Regions from separate parts of the Mus musculus genome. Here region 1 is linked to region 2. A link is a contact called in ENCODE Hi-C or POLR2A ChIA-PET data. All regions are on one chromosome and are shown on one strand. The core of a region is the stretch at or near the end of the contact, and the rest is flanking DNA. Distances in the headings are between cores, read along the strand shown.

The links. Hi-C counts contacts between places; a loop is a spot of excess contacts on that map. ChIA-PET counts read pairs that join two places held with the same protein, here RNA polymerase II (POLR2A).
Region 1: a loop to region 2 is called in a map of heart, with 2.0 times the contacts of the local background. The contact joins the enhancer-like site here to the promoter of Kcnk2 in region 2. A Hi-C loop is called at or near these places in 2 of 37 maps with a recorded cell type or tissue (both heart). POLR2A ChIA-PET finds 5 or more read pairs at or near these places in 1 of 5 experiments (embryonic stem cell).

Annotation. Positions count from the first base shown.
Region 1 is chr1:189,572,188-189,578,440 of GRCm38, reverse strand. No RefSeq gene overlaps it. Among named protein-coding and RNA genes, the nearest start is that of Gm30088, 44 kb to the left of the region's middle. Within about 2 kb of position 2,785, at least 1 of the 3 ENCODE cell types and tissues checked has a DNase peak (open chromatin) inside an H3K27ac peak, as active enhancers do; it is heart, where a contact is called at or near this core.
Region 2 is chr1:189,341,903-189,347,942 of GRCm38, reverse strand. Kcnk2 (potassium channel, subfamily K, member 2) reads left to right here and starts at 4,590. Exons shown (of 7, transcript NM_001159850.1): 1 at 4,590-4,900. The coding sequence starts at 4,855. It overlaps A430027H14Rik (RIKEN cDNA A430027H14 gene), which reads right to left and starts at 4,892. Exons shown (of 3, transcript NR_165462.1): 1 at 4,603-4,892; 2 at 3,838-3,984; 3 at 3,051-3,476.

The DNA of each region.
Region 1 (6,253 bases), core at 1,536-4,035, 230 kb before region 2:
TCAGGGACAAAGGATTCTAAACGCATTTTACCTCGGCACAGCAGGTCAGCCACTGTCTGCAGAGTCTGGTGAACCTGTGCTACTGAGGCTCTTTCAGTTCCATAGAAAAGAGACATCACATCAACCAGGGAGGGAAAAGCTTGATAGAAGGACGTGAAGAATGAGTAGACAACGGGGAATGTCTCAGCTGGCTTCCTGGAGCCTAGACGTTTGCTCATGGTCAGCAGGGTTCACTCTGTCTGTTTCTCTCATGCTCCCTCAGGGCTAGGGAGCCTTTATTCCCTTTCTGTATCATAATGTCCTGCCTTTGGGAAGTGCTCTTATCAGACAACTGCCCCATGTTCCTCTTCTTCTGTCCTCCTTTTAAAAACATCAAGGTTTCCTGGTGGGCTGGTCTCTATCTTTCTGTTAGCTTCTGAATTGCCTTTGCTGTTTAAAATCCTTTTACTCTGTGCCCTTTCTTCCAACAGCCATCCATCATCTGTTGATTCTTGGTGTCCAATAGAGGATTCAGTTGCTTTGTCCACTGCTGTAGACTGTGGCTGCTGGGTCGCTCTTTGGTTGGCTTAGGTCAGGTCCTTCCCTAGTTTTTTGGTACCTGTCCAAGACAGTAGAGCTTTGTGGTTTGTTGCATGAAGACATACATGGGGGAAACATACAAGAGTGGATTCTGGCCTCCATTTTCAGGCTTCCCGGGATGGATGGCCAATGGCAGCTGTGTTTCATGGTGGCCTCAACAGGCTGTCTGCTGAGGTTAAGTGTGGAACAAGAGCTAAAATGATCAGTGTTTTGACTAAGGCTCCCTCCACAGACTACGGGAACTGTGCCTATGTAGATAGTTTTCTATTCTGCTATAGTAAATTATGCTAAACTCAATGATGCAAGTCTGGCATGTCACAGTCTTATGGGTCCAAAGTCTCACAGGAGACTTTTGTCTCTTATGGGCTTGTGACCGAGATGTCCTTAGGGCTATGTTCCTTTCTCAAGGCTGGAAAGCAATCTGGTTTGCAGGATCATTTGGAGTGTTGGAAAACTCAGTTTTTGCTGTTTTGAGGCAGAAAGGTTGTTTTCTTGTTGCCTGTCAGTTGAGGGCTATTCTAAGCTTCCGGGGCATCTTGTATTCCTTGGCTGGTGGCGCCTTCTTCCACCTTCAAAGCCAGTAATAAAACCAAGTAGGTGAATCTCAGGTTCCAAAGGTCTCCTGGCTCCCCTTCTGTCTCCCCGTCTCCCTGGTGGATTCTTCTGCCTTTAAAATATTTATTTTTAATTATATATGTGTTTCCACATGTATTTGCACATGAATGCAGGTCTGCAGAAGCCAGAAGAGGCCTCTGGATCCCCTGGAACTGGAGTTACAGGTGGCTGTGAGCTGTCTGACATGGGTAATGGGAGTAGAGCTCGGTTCTCTGAAGAACAGTGTGAGCTCCTAACCACTGAGCCACCCTCTAGCCCTCTTGTTCCTGTCTTGTAAGACTTACAGTATAAGAACCTCCCTTTCTCAAACACACCCACAAAGTTGCTATAGCTGAGAAGATGACACCATCTCGTGTTCCGGGAATTAGAGTGTGCATCTGGATGGAGCAGTCAGCCCAGGCTGCCATTGTTAGACTGGTGTTAGTCTTGACCGTGGCAGATATAGTTTCCTCAGAATTTATGTCTTTCTCTGCCTATGTTCAGCCGTCCTCATGTCTACTCACTGGGTGGCTTTCTGCTGCAATGCGTAAGGACTCTGTTTCTGTCGTTTTCTCAGTGAGGCTGTGTTTTCCTGAGGAAATCCATGCATTTTTTATGTACAGCTGAATACATACACGCTGTTCTTGAAATATTTAAAATATTCAATGAGTCTCTGACTCTAGGGGGAAGAAAGCCTCTTGGGGCTGCAGTTAGATAGCTGTTTCCTCTAGATTGAAACATTCCCCAGTGGAGGAAGGGGGCGGCTCGTGAAACACAAGGAAGTTACTAGACTGCAAGCTGACCTGACCCGACCCTAGGAGGGGATGCAAAGCATTGAATAGCTGCTGGCAAGGAGGAGATTCTCCAGCCTCTGGGGTTTCAGGGAGGTCATTGGACGCAGCTCTCAGGAGCCTGTCCCTCTTCTGTGATGGTCTTGTTTTGTGATGCAGTTGCAGTGTTGCCCATGTTTTTGTGGAAGAGCCACGAGGAACCAATCGTCCATTCTCCCATAGGAAACCCCGGTAAACACATTGCTACAAGTTAGGCTTGGATGGGATTATTTCCTTGGTCTGTCAATGGCGCCATGTCTGCGGTGAGTAGATCTTTGTCCATATCTGTCAAGGAAAAGTCATGTCCAGGGACTGGGCAGGTCCTCGGACAAAAAGATTCTGTCCCAGGGATTATAAGCATGTCATCAGCTGAGCTCCCTCCCCAAGGAGACTCTGAAGGATTCTTTCCACATGCTCTCTTGGTTTCCTGCCTTACCCCGGAAGCCAACACAGATTAGGATTGAAATCAACCCAGCAGTGTATTTCAGACATAATGGTGGTTCAGGAAAGGCTGAACTTCGGGGACCTTCCTGGACAAGGATGTCATGTCAGGAACACTCCTGTAAAGACGGGGTAATAAGACTGTAAGAAGGTCAGTATTGCCCAGGCTCTGTCACTCCTCCTCATTTCCAAAGGCCAAAGAGGATGTCCCAGAAGACACGACTGAAAAGAAGAGAGTGTGCAGGTTTTCACAGAACCAAATGGAGATGGACCATTAGCAAAGCTCGGGACTCTGTGCTCTGACTCACTCCTCCCTCGCAGATGGAGAGCTGAAGGGGCAGGCCTGCTAGGACTCTGCTTGCCTCTGTGGAGCAGGGGACTGCCTTCCCTTATAGACAGTTGAGCACCCAGCCCCCAACAGTTCAGTTGTTAGAGTCCATTCATCGGCACAAACCTTTAACTGATTTGAAATTGTGCATTTTGGAGTTTTCTAGGAGGGAGATAGTAATGAAATGTGACTCAGGGCTGGTGAGATGGCTTTGTGGGCAAAGGTGGCGGCTGCTAAACCTGGTGACCGAGTTCAAGCCCTAGAACCCATGTGCATGGAGAGAATGACTCTTACAAGCTGCCCTCTGACCTTGACAGTCACGTGAAGGGAAGTTCACATAGACAATAAAGAAATGTAAAAATATTATTAAAAAAATATGTGATCTAGAAGTTTCCCATAGAGGCCAACCTCACGCATGGTCTTTTCATCTTCCTTCAGACTACAAGGTTCGTAAAATGAACTTAAACCTCATGTTTCACCTTTTAAACGACTTTTCGGTCTTGGCGACATCCATGGGAGGAGAGGCCCTTGGTCCTGTGAAGGCTCGATGCTCCATTGTAGGGGAATACCAGGACACAGAGGCGGGAGTGGGTGGGTGGGGGAGCACGCTCATAGAAGCAGGGGAGGGGATAACATTTGACCTGTAAATAAAGAAAATCTAATAAAACATTTCAAATCCCGCCCCACCCCCAAAACCAACTAGTTTTCTATTCTCTTGCATTTGGACATCATGGGCTACAGAACTCATTTTTCTTTTTAAGTCGAGAGCTTAAGCAATAACAACCACAACAGTCTCCAACACTGAGCTGTTGCGAGCAAGCGAGCTCTTTCTGTTATTCTTCCTATGAGAAGAGATTTCACAGGGGAGGAGGGGCAAAGTCATCTTCGTGCCTCGCCAGACTCTGCATCCCTTCTTCTGGGAGCTTCCTAGGAGCACCATGCAGGGGTGTCTTGAATGTATGGACCAGGAGTGTCACCCGAATTCCTGTAAGTTCTAAATGAGAATCTTCTTCTAAGACTTCTCCCAACCCATCTCTTATGCCTGTGTTAGTTGCTTCTTTTTCTGCTGCTGGGCAGTGCCTGACAAAAGCACCTAGAGGGAGGGAGGGAGGGAGGGAGGGAGGGAAGGGAAGGGAGAGGGAGGGAGGGAGGGAGGGAGGGGAAGAAGGGGGAGGGAGGAAGAAGGAAGGAGGGAGGGAGGGAGAGGAAGAAGGGGGAGGGAGGAATAGGGAAGGAGGGAGGGAGGGAGGGAAAGGCAAGGCTGGCTCACAGTTTGAGGAGCTACAGTCTCTGGTGGTGGAGGAGGCTAAAGGAGCGCCAGGGCCCACTCACAGTATACCTACAGTCAGGAAACAGAGAGCAACAGAGTTTTCCTCTGAGCTGGCTTCCGACTTTTCATGGAGTCTCAGATTCCAGCCTGTGTGGATGGTACCAGTCACATTTGGAACAGATCTTCTCACCTCAGTTAACCTAATCTAGACAATCTTCTCATAGATACAAACTCAGAGATGTGTTTCCATGGTGATTCTGAATCCCATCAAATCAACCGTCAACATTGGCCCCCATAGTGCCCAAGTGCCAGGCCAAATGATGCCCCTCTGAGCCCCATCTTAGTAAAGGCCATCTGTCCAAGTCCTCTGGCAAAGCACTTAGGCTCCATACTTGATTTCTCTTTTCTACTCATGTCCTGCATCTGACCCACAGTTTCAATGGCCATATCTATGGAAACATCCTGAGTCTGAGCACAAACACAGCCTTGAGTCCCTACAGTGCTCCAAGCCACCATCATTTCCCACTTTGGTTATCATCGGGGTTTTCATGACTTCACCCACTTCTGTCCTGTCCATATCAGAATCTTCTCAATGACCAGAGATCTGATTAAAAGGTAGCCAGATCTTTCCATTCACATGTTCCATGGCCCTAAGTCCCCAAGAGTCTCTTCCTTTCTTCCTGAGAGTGATGGCGGATATCACAACAGTCCATGAGTTGGTTTCCCATGACCTCTTGGGGCTCATTCACTTCATTCTGCTCCCCTACTGTGTTCCCCCTCTCCAGCCACCTCAGCTTCCTTAACAGATGTCAAATGTGTGGTTCCTGACTGAGAGCCACTGCGAGGCTTTTTGTTATGCCCGGGATGCTTTCTCTCGGTGTTATCATATGCCACTGTGCCTCCCTCAGGCCACCCTGCTTCTGTAGGATGTGTGAGCTCATTTGTACACATGAGTGCAGGTGTGCACATGCCATGGTGTGCAAATAGACATCAGAACAACTTCAGGCATGGGTCCTTGCCCTCTTTGTCATCAAGGCAGATTCTCTTTGTTGTTGCTCCCACTTTGAGCTCTAGGCTAGCTGATCTTGCAGTTTCTGGCTATTCTGTTTCTCCCTCCTGTCTCTCTCTCTCCATAGGAGCACAGTGACTACAGTTGTCAAGGTTATGTGTGTGGCTTTTATGTGGGCTCTGGGCCTTTGAACTCAGGTCCCCATGCTTGCATGACAAGCTTTTGATCCTCTGAGCTGCCTCCCAGCCTTCCCTTCGGGCGGGCTCTGTTCCTCTGGGTTACCTTAGCATGGAGGCAGTACTGTGGCAACCTTCCCTACTCAGTGCTTCCATTTTTCTCCTTCACACTTCCTGCTGCCCATAAACCGTGTTATTTTATTTTATTTCATCGTGTTGCCATAAAACTGTATCATAAGCAGAGAGTCTGAAAACAGCTCTCACAGTTCAAGAAGCCAGAAGATAAAACTGAAGGTGCCCACGGGGTCAGCTTCTTCTGCAGGCTCTGAGACAGAATCCACCCCACATCACCCCTGCTTTCCAGAGGCCACCACAGCCTGAAGCGCTCTCTGATGCACAACTCTGTCACCCAAGTCTCTGTCACTCCGTTGTCACAGGTGTTTTCTTTGTTTTCCTGTCTCTTTCTACCAGGTTCTTTCATTTGTACAAGGACACTTAGTTATGTTGGGTTGAAAGCCCATCCCTACTTGGTGTGATCAGTCTCAACTTGACTGTAATCATTTGCAAAGATGCTGTTTCCAGACGATGAGTTCCAGAAGGACATAAAAGCCTGGAGAACAGTTGTCAATCTGCTAGGATGTGGGTCTTGTTACTGCTTTCCCCACATTGCTCCACAACGGTCATTTATGAGAACTTTGCTCACCATGGCCTCTGTCCTACACAGAACAGCCTGAGGCTCACAGCTAAACATCCTCTAGTCCACATTATTTATGATTCTGCTCTTGCAGGGGATTCAAGTTCAGCTCTCCGTACCTACAGCAGGTGGCTCATAACTGCTGTTGCTTCAGCTTTCAGGGATTTCAAGATTCTAATGCCTTCTTCTGGCCTCCACAGGCATCATACACATGCACATATACACACACACACAGAGGTATGTATGAATACCCACAGACAGACAGTCAAACATATATCACACATAAATACACACATTAAAAAAAACTAACCCAAACCCAAACCAAAAACTAA
Region 2 (6,040 bases), core at 3,341-5,840:
TGTAGAAGACCGTTACCTAGAGGATTGAATAAATGACAAAATATGTTAAGGGAGTCAGAATCTGTTGGTGGTGTGGCTTTACCAGTAGCTCCCTCGTTTATGGGATTGGACTAATGGGTAAATTATCATATTAATACACATAAATGATGCCAGTATTTGGATCTAGAATGCCTCCCAAAGGCTCCTGTGTAGAAGGCTAAGTCCTCAGCACAGCAGTATCTGGAAGTGCTGTGGACTTGTGGGTAGTGGGGCCTGGCGGGAGATGGTTAGGTCATTGGAAGCTTGGCTCAAAGGGGCGAGACACAGGCTGCTCAGTTGTTCTCTTTGGCTTCCTTGCTTATTATGCAAGTGGTTTGGCTATGACAGTCCTGTCTTCATGAGGTCCTGCTCAGTGCTGAGGCCCATAAAAATGGACAGTGTGATTTTGTACTGGATGAAGCACTTTTTCTTTCTAGGGTAGTGGCCTCAGTGTTCCATTCTAGTAACGGGAAGATGACAGTACATACAGTGTGCATACAGCACATACACATAGTACATACATACAGTGTGCATACAGTACATACATACAGTGTGCATACATTAATACACACAGTGCATACTTACAGTACACACAGTACATACATACAGTATATTATACATACAGAACACACAGTATATACATACAGAGCACACAGTATATACATACAGTATATACTGTGTCTCTCCCTGGCCCTTCCAATCCTCTCCTATGAGTGCAGGGAACTCTCCCTGCTCTATAGATCAAGAGGCTGATCATCTGAAAAATAAAGAACTTCATCCCACTCACAATGCAGAAGCAGAGGATGTAGGACGTTCACAGATCTCTTTTGATGTGGTCAAAATGATTTAAAAAAGAAGAAGGAGGAGGAGAAGAATGCTCATTTCTTAAAGTGCCCCCCTCCCCCCCCCCGCTAAACTAGGGCATTTTGAGCAGGCTAGGATCAGAAAAGCAGAATTCACATGAAAATGAACTTCTGAATTCATGCTGCAAGTTGGAGCACTGCACATAATCTGAAAAGACCAGAGGAGGCTTGGTGGGAGCCCAGTGTCGTCGCTACATATTCTGCATTTTCCTGGGTATTAAAGAAATTAAGGCATGTCAATTAGCACCAAACCACGAGGAAGCAATCCGCTGCCCTTCAGTTACACTCCTGGTGCGGTCGGGCGGTCGGTATGGATGGAGTGTAAGGTATGATTGTTGGTAACAGGACAGTCTGCCCCATTTTCTTGTTCCTCTAGTTTAAGTGATACAGGATCTGGTCCTCCTCATATTTAAAACACCCCTATGCATGCCTTTATCATACAAAGTCCCTTAAAGAGGCAGGTGTGTTGAAGGAGGGACTGTGGAACTGCTATGGAAATGGGGGAAGAATCAGCGGTGCCTTGGGTACTCCCACAGTCCCTTCCGATTATGTGTGAAGATTAGCTTCTAGCTCCTCAGAGTAAATCTCATTGCTATTTGATGTGGCTTAGACTCTTTCCTTTCTGTCTGTGTTTCCTGTTTTAAGAGATATATTTTTAATGCAATGTGTGTGAGTGTTGGCCTGCATGTGTTTATGTGCACCAGGTTTGTGCAGCTCCCTTGGGGGTCAGAAGAGGGTGTCAGGAATCCTGGAACTGGAGTGACAGATGATTGGGAGCCACCATTTTGGTGCTGGGACCTGAACTTAGTCTGCTTCTAAACCAGCAAATGTTCTTAATGGATGATCCGGGTCTCCTGCTCCCAGGTCTCCACACAGCAACCAAAGCACCCTGTACACATAGGACATGAACAAGCTGACAGGGAGAATGGCAGCACAGTACTGGGATTGGTGGTGAGACTGAGAGTCTTCAAGTGTGGGTGGCACAGGGGCACGGGGCCACGGAGCCATGGAGCTGTGAAGCCATGAGGACATGGAGGCACAGAGGCATGGAGGGGCAGAGACATGGAACCACAGAGACATGGAGACATGGAGGGACAGAGGCTTGGAACCCTGGAGAGATGGAGGCATGGAGCCCTGGAGGGACGGATGCACAGAGGCATGGAGACACGAAGGCATGGAGGCATGGAGCTACGGAGCAATGGTGTACAGAAATACACAGGGGTACCAATCTCCTAGTGTACAGAGGTTTGTAACAAATTAGAGAAAGCAAAGAAAGGAAGGAGGGAAAGAAACTGAGTGAAAGGAAGGATAGTCTGGGGTCATTTCATCCTGGCAGCAAAATGGCATATAAGGAAACATGATTTCAAGTTGGAGAATTTGCCCCATTCCCTATATGAGTTGGGTGTCCTTGCTCAGAATTTTTTTTGGGGGGGGGGAGAGGAGAATGCTAATATTATCATTGTCAGCCCTCCTTGAACCTGGCCGCCTCCCTAGTCCTGGGTATTATAGGACCGTTGTCAGCTCTCCCAGAGCCCACAGGATAGTCTGTGACAAAGATGACACCAGGAAGAACAAGTGGTAAGATGCTGGACTAGGACTCTCCAGAAATCTCACCCAGCATGGAAGTTTTTGGCGAATGCTTGTCTGTAATGACAGGACTGCTGTGAAGACATTTTATCTGTGGAGTTAGCTCAAGATTACTCTAGACACGTAGGTGGGCGTCACCCACACGGGAGCCAGAGAGACTTCCTGGAGTCAATGAAATTGTACCTCAAGCTTCCAGTGGGCTGTAACTGCTCTGGGATTCCAGAGGGATTTGCAAGATTTAGGAGTTGTATGAGCCAAACCCCTAAAATCAATCCCCTGGGCAAGTACTTTTGCACACAGGAAGATTCTGTACACAGAATTCTACTGAAGTAATCCTTTAGTCCTATAAAGTAGGTGTGTGTGTGTGTGTGCATGTGCGTGTGCATGTGTGTGTGTTGGGAGAATCTGGCTGTTGGGCCCAGACAGGCCTGCAGTGAAATGAGCCAATGAGATGAAGCAACAGCATGACCTATGACCTAGAAGCTCTGGGAGGGTCTAAGTCTGGGAGTGAGATCAGACTCATATATTTTTAAATGACTTAAGTTACTTTTGAGACTAGGAGTCAAGAAAAACGTGCTTAAATTGGAGCAAGATGGATGCTTTATTTCATCAGACAGAACAGGTGCTGGGACTATTCTAGAGTCAGAAATAGAACAACAAGTACAAAAAAAAACCATCATTGATGTTGGAGAGTCTTGTAAACGACCTAAGAGGTTCACATTACAGCCAAGGCTGTGTCTGTGGCGTCCTTCAGATCCCTGGGAAAACACTGACTGTGTGCAAGGTGCTGGGGGCAGAAGGTGGAGGTCAGCTGGGAGTTCCTGCTGGCAAAGCTGGAGAGGGAGGGCCGGCAGTTTTAAAGTTCTTCCATGTTGAGTGAAGGCACCATCCAATCTCCTGCCCTTTCTAGGCCACTTCTGTTCCAAATCAGTTCTTGTCGCCAAGAGTGCAGCCAAGGTGTCTGGATAGAGTCGCCCAAGCTGGGGTTCTCCAAGTGCTGGGGAGGGGCTGGCCAACGAGTTCAGCCTGAGGGCTGGTGTCTTCCAGCCCCACAAAATCTGCCCACGCCCACAGCATTCAGCATCCTTAGCATCAGCCTTGGGATGGGATGGCAGGTTGTTCCAGAGAATGTAGTCTGTTTCCCTCCATCCTCCCCTGACTCAGTCATACAGTTCCTTTCGGATTCAGGAACTCCAGGCCCAAATCAAGCAGCCCTGAGAGTGCTGTGACTATTGCTTAACCCTTCCCCAGTGTAGCCTGGAACAGCTGGCACCATACTCTTGCAGTCCCCACTCTGAGGCTCACAAGGCAGCGGGATGGTATCTCTGTGCCACCCTGGTGGAGGGGCGCTAGCGAGGAAGATACTCACCTGTAGAGATCTGGGGTCTCTCTTGACACCCGGACTGGATTCGGGAAGGCATGGAAGACGCATGCATGACAGCTAGAGCAAGAGGTGGCAGGAGGACGCTGGGTGATGGGTGCAGGTGAGGCTCGAGCGGGAGGCAGGCCGAGGGCGCTGCGGGGAGGACGCATTGGCAGCTGGGGCGACGCGGACGCGCATAGGGCTGGGAGGGGTGTGCGGGGAGGCGAGCCCGGGCGGGGACACCGCAGGAGCAGGAGGAGGGAGTTCGGAAAGGAGGGAAGAGCGGCGAGGCGAGGGGAGAGTGGTGCTACGGGCCAGGCGGGCCACCCCGGGCCACACCCCCACCTTGCGGGCGCCCGGCGGGGCTCGAGCCAGGCGGGGCGCCTCACAAAGACATGCGGAGAGGGGCTGCACAGGGCCGCGGCACAAAGACACCCGGGTGCTCGGCCGCACGGGCTGCAGTGATCACCCCCTCGCTGAGCCCCGGGGCAGAGCCCAGCCGCCGGCCGAGCGCACGGAGCCAAGGGCCGAGCGCACCCAGGGCCCGCGCGGGACCCCAGGCGGCCACGCAATCGGGGTGACCCATCGCGCGCGGGGGCGTCGTCGTCCGATCCCAACTTGGCCTCGGCCTCGCCCTCTGCCCAGCCTGCCACCGCTGGTGTCCTCTCCTTCCGGCGATTTCGTTTCTTCTCACGCTCCCCCCTCTATACCCCTCCCGCCTCCAGCCCCGCTCTCCCCACCTTGTAAAACAAAGCCGGGGAAAATGCCTACCCGTGCAGCTCGGAGCGCGCAGCCCGTCTTGGAATAAGGAGTGAGTACAATGGCGTGTTGGTAAAAACAAAAAAGAAAAAAAAAAGAAAGAAAGAAAAAGAAAAGAGGAAAGAAAGAAAGAAAGAAAGAAGGAAAGAAGGAAAGAAAGAGAAAAGAAAAGAAAACAGAGAGAGAGAGAGAAAGAAAAGAAAAAAGCACCAAGTCTGTGTTAAAACAAACAAACAAACAAACATTTTGAATGCTGCATGCCTCATGCTTGCCAGCGCCTCGCGGGAGAGACCCGGCTATACTGCAGGAGGTGAGACCCTGGGCATCCATCCTGGCCCGCGCACGCTCTCCCGGGAGGGCAACGCAGGTCCCCTAGCTTCTCATCTTCCTCTCCATTCTGTGGGTTGGATGTGATTCGGGCTTGGTGACCTCAACCCCAGCACGCATACATTCCTGGCTCCGTCTTGCGCTTTTCCGCTGGTGCCTGGGGTTTTTGCGTTTGCCTCCCTCGGGTGTTGGTTTGGCGCAGCTTAAGACAGTTTCCAGAGAGGAGGGTCAGCCCTAGAGAGTAGCCCTCAAGCAGGTTGCACGGTGGCCCTGATCACACTTGTTGCCCATTGCATGGGGGACACGCAGTAGTGCTGGGGCAAACAATTAAAAGCTTGTTTCTGCTGCTGTTTTGGGGGTACTGGTGGCTGGCGGGCGGGAGAACCGATTATGGATGAGGACCAGAGACCAGGAGCTTAAAGAGGAGGACCATGGGGGAGGGGAGCGATAGTGATGGTGTGAAGGGTGTGTGGAAAGACCTGCCTCGCCTCTCACCGAACAGTAGAGGCTGGGAATCCAGTATCTAGATTAGATAGGGTTCAGGAAAGGCGCGCGCGCGGGGTGGGGGGGGGGGTGTTTTGTTTTTAAAATATTTATTCTGTATGCCACCAGATTCTATCCATTAAGTCTGCCAATTGTGCATTATCTGTTTCTGCTAATTAAATATAAGGACATAGCTTAAAAGAATTAAACTCCTTCAAGAAATTTATCAGCCCAACACACACACATACTTTGGTCACACACTGTGGTCATACATATACACACACACACTATGGTCTCTCACACACAGAAAGAGAATGGGGAGGGAGGGAGGAGGGAGGGAGGGAGGGAGGGAGGGAGGGAGGGAGGGAGAGAGAGAGAGAGAGAGAAAATAAAAGAATAAAATACATTACCATATCTGCCCTCTCTCCCCCCACCAAGTGCATCATGACAGTATCTTGGAGGAATTTCAGGCTGGGCTGGGTAACATTGGTGGTGGTTTCTAATTCTCTCTATGAAAAAGCTTTCTGAAAATCAGTACCTCTGGGGAGTGGGGGACCTTTGCTTAGAGAGGTGCTGTGGGGCTTCTTTGCTGTGATGGTTTGTTTTTGGGGGGTCTTTTGGTGTTTTGGGGGGCTCAATT